Regions from separate parts of the Homo sapiens genome. Here region 2 is linked to region 1. Evidence: chromatin contacts called from ENCODE Hi-C data. All regions are on one chromosome and are shown on one strand. The core of a region is the stretch at or near the end of the contact, and the rest is flanking DNA. Distances in the headings are between cores, read along the strand shown. Region 1 overlaps EMCN (endomucin). Region 2 has its middle 96 kb from the start of DDIT4L-AS1.

The links. A loop is a pair of places that touch in the nucleus more often than their neighbours do. Pooled maps may share reads with other maps.
Region 2: a map of gastrocnemius medialis shows a loop between it and region 1 (4-fold over the local background). The contact joins two enhancer-like sites. A Hi-C loop is called at or near these places in 25 of 168 maps with a recorded cell type or tissue (A673, B cell, Caco-2 and 16 more), 8 of 37 single-sample maps with no recorded cell type and 26 of 50 pooled maps.

Annotation. Positions count from the first base shown.
Region 1 is chr4:100,411,453-100,416,615 of GRCh38, forward strand. It overlaps EMCN (endomucin), which reads right to left. Exons shown (of 12, transcript NM_016242.4): 10 at 4,446-4,507. Among named protein-coding and RNA genes, the nearest start is that of SNORA101A, 19 kb to the left of the region's middle. Within about 2 kb of position 2,704, at least 2 of the 41 ENCODE cell types and tissues checked have a DNase peak (open chromatin) inside an H3K27ac peak, as active enhancers do; they include gastrocnemius medialis and psoas muscle, where a contact is called at or near this core.
Region 2 is chr4:100,091,552-100,096,714 of GRCh38, forward strand. No RefSeq gene overlaps it. Among named protein-coding and RNA genes, the nearest start is that of DDIT4L-AS1, 96 kb to the right of the region's middle. Within about 2 kb of position 2,065, at least 7 of the 41 ENCODE cell types and tissues checked have a DNase peak (open chromatin) inside an H3K27ac peak, as active enhancers do; they include gastrocnemius medialis and psoas muscle, where a contact is called at or near this core.

The DNA of each region.
Region 1 (5,163 bases), core at 1,454-3,953:
TTCGTAATATTCTTCCTCAAGGTCTGTTTAATTGACAGACTAGAAATTTTGAGAAAAATTTAATAACAATATGATATCAGTAACAAGAATAATGATATTTATAGTAAAAGAAAACAACCCACACACATATCTAGTGAAAAAAAAATCCAGAGGGAAATATATCAAATACCAGTAGTGGTTGTATGAAGATTGTTTCATAGGTAGTTTTAAATTCTTTTTTATTCTCTATTTTTTTCTATTTTTCATTATGCATAATCTGGTCAAATATTAAAATGGTAGTTTCAGCCATGAAGAAATATTATAAGGCAGTAATATATGTTAATTTGCCAAATTAACAACATGTTAAGATGAGGGAAAGACTATTTGTAGTTGAAACAGTCAAGGAAGCTTTGGTGGAAATGCAGAGAATGAGACAAATATTGACGGGCTGCGGACAGAAGAGGATTCTATATATGGCTTTATAAATTTGTGAATGTTTTGTTCATTTTTACTCTGTGGTTTTTTTTTGTTGTTAATGAACTTTTACTTGTAAAAATAAATAAGCAAACAAAGATGACTATGCACTTAATGAGTAATTGCCATAGCATACCAATTAGTTAGTTTGCTAATGACATATTAATTATATGTAATTACCATTAGAGGGGTAAGTGTACATGACAAAGGAGAGCAAGAGACTCTCTCTTCCTTCTAGAAAGCTGGGTTCAGAGAGAGAGACAGTCAGGGGACAGGGAAGGGAATGAATGAAGTCGGAGAAATATGCATTATTATTGTATATCAAGTGCTTTCAAAACTGAGCTAGAGAAGGCAGGCACATCATGGACGGTGTTGCAGACATGCTAAGGTGTTTGAACTTAACCTTAAGTTATTACTTATCAGAGTCTTCCAAGTAGAGGAATATTCTAATGAATTCAGATCTGATTTTTCTTACTCTAAATGGTTCAAAATCAACTGATGCCTTGAAGCTAAGTTTAGTGATGCAATGTTTTTCTTCTTCCATAGAGTCATATATTTCTAATTTCAAGATTTTTCTTTATAATTTATATGACTTGACATATTAAAAGTGAGATAATGTGTATTAACTGTCTGAGATGATATAAATAAGAATCATGTTTAAAATGCATGTCACACATACATTTTTTAGTCAATCATGGTGATGTTTAACCTGACAAGATCGCTTACTAAAGCTGAGAAGTAGCTTATATGTTCTTATGAAGGACTCCTTGATCTGCAACATTTGATGCCCATTTTTTTTCCTGAAAGCATCTTCTTGTTATACCCTAGTAAGCTTTCTCTTTTACATTTAAGAGAATTCCAAATTTAAACATGCATGAGTTACAGTTTCAGCAGAAGACCTTATTCAACGAAGAATATATTTAAAGGAAGAAGGGAGTATGGATGGATGAACATCAACCATATTACTTATTCCATGACCTAACTGAAAAAGAGGGATTTGGGTCAAAGAACTCTCTTCCCTGGAGAAAATGACCAGAACTTTAACTGTGGCTCATTGAGGCTTCTAGAAAACCAGAAGATTTGGCATCCCTTGGCATTTTCCCTAAAAGTGGGTGGCTGCAGAGGGCTGTTTCCTTGGAAACATTGTTTATTGGTCTGTACCATAGTAAAATGTCCAGGGTTTCTACACTGAAGCAATGACAGATTCAAATAATTTTTATGACCACTGAAGCTCAAATTTCATTGTGTTACCCTTCTATGCTCATTAATTAACATTGTATTTCTTAGGTCTTGAAACAAATAAAGTAAATTGTAACAGTCATCAATTCTGAGTAGCTGGTGGTCAGATATTTGTTCTATCAATTGTTTTCTGTATTTTAAAAATTTCTAAAAATTTTTATATAGGCAGCAGTAGAAAAATTGAGTTAAGCTTGTGAACTGACATCAAACCTAACCATTTAAGTTTTTTTTTTCTACTTATTTTTTAGGAAAGATGTCAGTATTAGGCAAGAGAAGTTACTTAAATAAAAATAATTTTAGTAACGTAACTTCTCTTGAGTGTAGTGAGCATAGCATTATAAAGAAAAGATATTTGAATACATTTTGAAATGCAGTGGGAAGAAATTTGTTTGCTAGTGTTTGGGGAGCCACCAAGTTCTGTTAATGATAGACTTGAATAAAAATTGTGGTAGTACAAGGAGCATTTGGATAGCATTATATTTTAGATGATAAATTCTGGGCTACTGAAGTCTACTCTGAATCATCAATTTCAGTGTTGCCTTATCACCAAATATTTTCCATGGTAATCATCTGGGTTGCCCTTTGAGAGGTTATTTTGGTAAAAGCAATACAATTTCTAAATTGAAGTTGGCAGAAATAAAAGTACCCAAGAATATATCTTACTATTTCCATGGTAATATCTCCCTCTTAGACCTGTGACCTGACAAGTTATTTTTGAAGAAAAGGAAGTTAGGTGGGCCAACGGTCTATTTAACTAGTCTGCCATCGTCTATTCCACTTACTGCTATGGTCACCACTAGAGTGGGAGAGAGCCTACACGGAATTTTCCCCAGGCCTTAGAGTCTGCTATTACATTTGCAACGAAGAAACACAAGGTTCTCTGAGGCTTTCCCCCTGCTGGAAGTCATGATTCTAGTGTCAGTTGTCCCATTTCTTTGGCAGAAATGGGTGGTAGAAAACTGATCCCAGCACCCTCCTCACAAGGAGAGCCAGGAGCTTCTACACAGAGCACTTCCAGGTATGTTTAGCACCCTGACTCACCACTTGGAGAGCCAACATGACTGCAGAGGGTTTGGAGTATGTGTGATGCCTGCTTGCAAGCCACGGGCAGATTCTGAGGTCTTTTCTTGATAAATCGTGTAGTCACACTTAGGATCTCTCATGTGCTTACTCAGGACTGGTTCACATTAGGCTGCTTGAGCACTTTTTTTTTTTTTTTTTTTTTTTTTTTTTGCCCTTTTCCCTGACCTGGTAAAATAGGCCTGGCTACTTAGTAAAGGCTGGTGAATAGCCAGGAGAAAACTGTGAGTGGCTTCTAACCACTCTATGGGTACACTTTGCTCCTTTGCCCCCTTCAGATGGTTCCTCCTGAGAGAAAGTATAGTATGGGAATAAAGGAAATATGTGTATTGAAGAGTGGAAGAGATACAAGAGCAAAGGAGATCTCTCCTAAAATAAGATGGCTCATGTGAGGGATTTCAGCATTCCTGTGCAGGCTTCAGCTGTTCCTGCTCTTCAACTCTTCTGTTTGCCTTTTGCCGTTTGTTCTAGTTTGAATTTATACATGAAATTGAGAACACTTTCAGCCTTTAATATCTTGCTCTTGATTTGGGACAATATTTATAGTTTTCTGTTTTACAAAATTATTTTCAGCCACCAGAAATATTTATAATATAGCTTATTCAACTGGGGAATTGGTTATTATAAATGTATTAATGTAACATGATATTTAAATTAGACCCACATGGTTTTTTATATCTATATTTTTATTTTTTTTATGAAGTCTCGCTCCTTTGTCACCCAGGCTGGAGTGCCGTGGCACGATCTTGCAGCTTCCGCCCCCCGGGTTCCAGCATTTCTCCTGCCTCAGTCTCCAGGGTAGCTGGGATTACAGGCATGCGCCACCATGCCCAGCTAATTTTTGTATTTTTCAGTAGTGACAGAGTTTCACCATTTTGGCCACGCTGGTCTCAAACTCCTGACCTCAGGTGATCTGCCCGCCTCAGCCTCCCAAAGTGCTGGGATTACAGGCATGAGCCATAGCTCCCGGCCAGATTATTTTATAAAACTAATAATTTGTTTTTAATTGATCTGTTTCGTGATATCAATGGTTTAAATGTCTAATCTACTCAAAAGAAAGAAAAATCCATGATTTTAATTTTGAAAAGCTATCTAGCACCACATTTTTTCATTGTTCTTGACACAAATCATACCTATATTTTGAAAGACTTTTACAATTCCAATCAAATGAATATACCTAAGAAACTGGAAAAATTCACATTACATCAATAGAATATTATATTTTACCTTTATGGAGAGGCTCAATTAAATGTATATAAATGATATAAAACATGATTTACATTTTAACTGATGACCAGTTTTTTTGCCTTTTTGACCATATGCGACTACATAGCCAGCACCAAAATGAAACAAAACAACAGCAATAATTTAAAAACTTGTTAACAAATTTTGGTATCTTTCTGCCACTCCTGCAGAATAGGAAATGCCTCCAGCCATCTACACATCCACACATCTATAGAAAGCAACCTCTAAAGGCCACATAGTCCAATAATCTTATCAAATTGGTAAGATTTTTCTTTCCTTCATGGGAGAATTTTACACTTATTGACAGTAATTGGCTATTTCTAAAGAAGTTAGGCCTTTTGTTTATGTTTCACATGAACAAAATCCAAGGTTATAGTTAGATTCTAAAATAACTAATTTTCATCTAATCAACTTGTCTGGAAACTTACCAGACTCATGAGAAATTGTCTTAACGGTAAGAAGCTTCACGCTCTCTTTATCAGACTGAGGTCTATTTGAAAAAAAAAACATGAAATTAACACCACAGTAATCAGCATTGTATGTTTGTGAAAGTATTGTGACACAAACAGAATGACGAAGATACATATGCATATATATATATAATGTGTGTGTATATATATACGTGTGTGTGTGTGTATACATACATATATATATATATATATCTCCATGGCAAGAACTTTGTCTTTTCACATACAAATACACATATACTTTTTAGCAATTTTTACTTTTTCTGGAATCAAGCCAATAAATCCCTGCCACTCTCTTATAGTGGTGATTGTCAGATAAATTAAAAATTAGTTTGAGTTGTGTGAAACACTTGGCACAAGGTCCATATCGCACATGTCTCCAATTCTGAATTATGGAGAGGAAGACATAGAAATGTTTACAAGCCTTTTGGGCTTAGGCTGAATTCTGGAGATATTCCTTTTCCTGAAGTTCTGAGATACTGTAGTATAGTATCTGAACTGCCTATTTTAATCAAGAGTTCTCATCTATCCAAAAGAGTTTCAAACTCTAATTATTTCCTTTGGACATCTGAGGAGTCTCTAAGTCATATGAATAGTAATTTAGCATTATTTCTAAAGTTTACAACCTTATGAAACATAAAAACACTTATATAAAGGTAGACCACAAATTCCTGTCAAC
Region 2 (5,163 bases), core at 815-3,314, 320 kb before region 1:
ATATGACTTTCATATCTGTCTCTCTATATCTCACCCCTGTACCTTTCTTTTTTTTTTTCTCTTGTTGCCCAGGCTGGAGGGCAGTGGCGTGATCTTGGCTCACCGCAACCTCCACCTCCCAGATTCAAGCGATTCTCCTGCCTCAGCCTCCCGAGTAGCTGGGATTACAGGCATGCGCCACTACGCCAGGCTAATTTTGTATTTTTAGTAGAGGTGGGGTTTCTCCATGTTGGTCAGTCTGATCCCTGTGTCTTTTATACGGATACTTGTCATTGAGTTTAGGGCTTACCTGGATAATCCAGAATGATCTCATCTCGAGACCTTTAATTTAATGACATCAGCAAAATCCCTTTTTCCAAATAAGATCATGTTCATGGGTTCCAGGGGATTGGACATAGACATATCTTTCTGGGGTGTAACCATTGAATCCACTACAAAAAGCATGCTCAAAGGACTCATGAATGACAAGCTAGTCCTTGAAAACCTGTGCTGTCTGCCATTTTCCTTTTCTGTTCTGGCTGCCTGGGGTGATGTTTCCTGTCGCAGCTAATGCCGCAAGTGATAGCTCTACCTCCAGTGACCACTAAGGCAGGACAGTCAGCAAGAAAGCCAGAGATATTGTTATAGAAGAATTTTAGACAAATTCGTTTAACAGACTTTATTTGATCAAAGAACAACTCGTGAATTGAGCAATACTCAGAACCGGAAGAGGTTTTAAGAGCTCCACCCAGCAGTGTAAGCAGTAAGCTTTTATAGGATGAACACAGAAGAAAAATAGAAAAAAAATCATCTGATTGGCTTCGGCTAGGCATTTGCCTTTTTGGGCCACGGCGTGTTGAGGCATCTGCCTTATTTGAGCATGATCTGATCAGTTGGCTCCCTGTGATTGGCTTGATGGTCAGCTGTTTGTGATTGGTTGAAACTTGGCTACTCGCAAGAAGAAAATATACTCCTAAGTTAGGTTTTGGCTTGTTTATGTACTAGATTAGGTTGTGGTTTGTTATGTAGGACCTCAAAATATGAGACAGTCCCAGGCCAATGGTCTCCTGCTTATTTAATTTAACAACACAAGATTGCAAATTTCTGAAGGTGGGTCCTTAATAGCTATGCCTAGTGTGCTGTCTCTAGGCTACGCTGAAGCTTCTGGTACCTCATCTGTTAGTGGATGTTAAGTGTGGTGTTGCACTCTCTTCTTTAATTGCCGAAAGAGGAGTTAGCTTTGGGCCTCATCATTGCGAGGAAAGAACTGAGGCTTGGAGGGCTGAATTGAAGATTAATCTGAATGACTAACACTATGTTGTTTCCAAAATCACCCCCTGTTCCACTTTGAAACAAACTTGTGTTTTCTCAGTTTCTCCCCGAAAGGAAAAGTTTCTCACCAGGAGTGTCGTGGTGCTTTGTGTATATAAATCCTTGCTGGGTCCATATCTATTCTCCACACATGCCTGGAGTCGAGGCTGAATCATTTATTATTTATTCCCCAGCATGATATAGCTTTATTGCTTATGTTCACTGGGGTTTGGGAAATAAAGACTCAGGAAGCAGAAACACACCAGCTACAAGAGTCTGACATTTGTTTATGAGCAGGACAGCCTTGACTTATTATTCTACTTCTTCTCTTGCGTCTCCGGGAACAGATCTAAGAAGTGGGACCTTGTATGCAGTCACTGAGACAGCTGTTCCCATGAAAATCAGGGCTCATGGAGGACATGCAAATGCTTCTCTGTCAGTCTTCAGCCTGCTTGCTCTGCCTTCTGCTTTCCTGGTGAGGATTAAAAGAGGATTTCAGAGCTCTCCTTCAATTTGATGCCATCATTTTGATGTCTATGCCACCCGTAACTCCAATTTCTAAACTTGAGAGCTGTACAGGCCTGTTACAAAGTGGTTACCTTTTAACCACTAACTTCCGAGAAAAAACTTGGATCACTGAGGAGAGAACGAAGACAAATACAATTGAAGCCCCAGGTAGTTTTCCTGAGGCCTCATGATTTCTTTTGGCAGAGAAACCTATGATAGCTGGTGGCCACTAGGGGTCCCCAGAAGGCTTTTTTAATGAACAAGAGGCACCCGCGCTCCTCACCCCTCCCTTTCCTTCCCACAAATGCCAGGGGTAAAAACAACTTTAAGCTCTGACGTCAGCCAGCCAGGGGAGCCACCCTGTTGTGCCCATAGGTATAGCTAAGCTTCTGAGAACTGGGGCCTGGTGCTTTCCCTGGCAGCCCAATTTTCAGCTTAAATCATTGCCTTAATGTTATTTTAATGTGCTTGGGGTCCCTGGGGGACAGAGTGGGTGGCAGGGGAACAGCATTTAATTTCCTTTGGAGTTTGGAATGTGCCTGACACTTCTTAAGTACTTGAGTGAATATGAGAGTCTGTAATCCTTGCAAGAGCAAGCAACTTTGGGGGCCTTCTTATTTGGCAAGCTTCAAGACAAAGTTAAATTTTTGCTAGGAGAGAGGGAAAAAAGGAAATAAACATGTATTAAAAGTCTGATATATGCCATGGGCTTTACATTTATTATATTATTAAATCTCAAAAATAACCTCATCCAGTTGGAATTATTGTTCTAAATGCTAATATTAGGAAGGAGACATTCAGATTAAACAATTTGCCTACTGTTTACAGCTGATAAATGACCCAGGTAAGACCACAGCACTGGTCAATTAGGATCCGCAATCCAGGCTATGCTCTCAGTATCCTTCAGCCTTCTGGTTTTACTGTGAGGGCTCTCACAAAGGAATCTACTCATTGTTTTACCTGAAGCTTTTAAAGTACATAACCAAATCCAAACCTATAAAGGTGAAATAGCACTTTTCTAGATAATAAAATTAAAGCCTGAATGTAATCAAGCAAATGCTTATTAGGGATATTTTGTCCACCAGGTGCTATGTCTAATGCAGGTTCTGTTGAGGGCCTCATGTGCTTAATTCAGAGTAAAAACAAACAAACAAACAAAAAACACTAATGTTAGGGCAAATGTATTATTTTGACCAGAATGACATAGATTGGCTGTGTCCACATCAACTAAATAAAGTGAGCAATTATCTGATGAATTGCTGCTGAAGAGAAACACTTGATTCTTTACCACATTACCAAAAGGGTAGATTGACAAATAAAGAAGAATGTATCAGGCTTGAAGGTTGGCCAAAAATTGCCAGTCAATACTCTGGAAGTTTAGCAACAGGGAAATATCATAAGGGTTTATTTGAATCAGCCCTGTCACAGTGCCCAACCCAGTGCCTGGTGTAGTGTAGGCTCTCCGTGAAGGCAGAATCAACGTTGAATGATGTTTTTAAAAATGTTTATAGGCCCACTGTGAACATCCCAGTCTCCCTTCAGCTGAAGTCACTTTATGTTGACTCAAAACAATCTGCCCTCCAAACGAAAGTGTAAAATAAGAAACCAAGGCTTAGACGCTTCAAACACCAAAGCACCCTCTTCTTATATTCCTCCTAATTGTTAGTAGAGTAAGGTGTTTGGCTATTATTAGTCTCCCAGTGCTTACGTATTTGCTGGAAATATGCCTCATCCTCATGTATTACACCTTCTGCATAATCTAGTTTTATCATGTAGAAATTCCAAGGATTTATGAAGGTGAAATGACTCTGAAGTCCCTTGGATGAGGCTTATTAAGTGGCCCATTTCTTCTGAAATTCAGGGAGCTGAACTACAGCAAGGATGGATTGCCAAAATACATATTATGTAATTTTAAGTCACTTGCGCATGACTAAAACCTTAACCATGGTCAACGTAGGAGAAAATGATAATGATGTAATTTATTTGTGCTCACGTTACCATCTCCCCACCCAACAGTGCCTTAAAATAGATACAACGGATAAACTAGTAGAACCCTTTTTAAAAACATCAATGGCCACTTTCAAAGGAAAACAAAGTAAGGAAAGGAAAAAGAAGATCTGAAAAGGAACATTCAAAGGTGGGGTCTTAATTTCATCTGTGCTCATGGGAGACAGGGGGTGACATCATTTGGTAGAGAAGATGTCTGAAAATTCAGCCTCTTGAAAAGAACAATGTCAATCTATTCTCACTTTTAAAATTTGAAAAAGAGGAATGGTAATAACAACATTTACCATTTATTGAGCCTTCTTATGTGCCAGGTTCTAACCCGAACTGAAATCTAAAATAATTTCTCTTGAATCCTTAGAAGTTTGATGTTATTATCCTGATGTGTATGAGGAAAAAACTTAAAGAAGTTAGTATTTGCCTACCCTCCTACAGCTCATGAGTTTTGATGGTTTCTTGAGTTGTTGGGAAGATTTGCTAACACTGGTGGTCTCACTGTGCTTTTTCACTGGGGCATATGGTTATGGGTTAAAGAGTGGTGGCCTTGGCTTAGGGTTAACAAAAGTAATATTAATAGTAGCTGCAAGTTATTGAGTGTCCACTGTGAGCCAGTCTCTTCACGCTTATCATCTCTTAATTTTCACCAAATTATCTGCAAGGAAAGTTTTATCTTTTAATTTTCACAGAGGAAAGAAAGTTGACTGAGGAAACTGAGGTTTATGTTGCAAGAAAGTGATGAAACCAGGATCAAAGCCAGCTTTGCCTGTGTTCTTTCCACCTTCCAGTCCCCGCTGTCCTGTGAGGATAATTAGCAAACGCAGACGTGCTCGCTCGCACAGAACACGCTCCCTCTGGTGGAAGTCAGAGAGGTACACAATGAGGCCCTTGTATGAGTCAACCCTTTCTGGGTTTCAGGAGAATCTGACCTTGTTTCTTACTTTGTCATCTCCTGTTGCTTAGCTAGAGACCCTAAATATGCATCTTCTATTTGTGACTCTGTTTTTCTGTTTTGCTTATTATTATTAAAAATAGCTGACAAAACAAACAGTAGGGCAACTTACAAAATATGAATGAATGACACATACCCACAGTCTCTCCTTTTTTTTTGTTTTATTTTGTTTTCTTTCCCACTTTAGACACTTTGGGTGGTTAGCAAAATCTACCAGAATATATCTTACTTGTTTTCAGGATCTGTCAGAAAATTGTTATGTTGTCTTGGATCCTGAGCCTGCTGTTTTGCCCACACCCTTGTTTGGCATGAGGTGAGACTAGGAATAAGAGAATAAACAGTTGCTTGTACAACATTTTCATAGAGAGGAAGTTATTATATGACACCCAAGCAGAGAAACTCTTCTTCTTAAT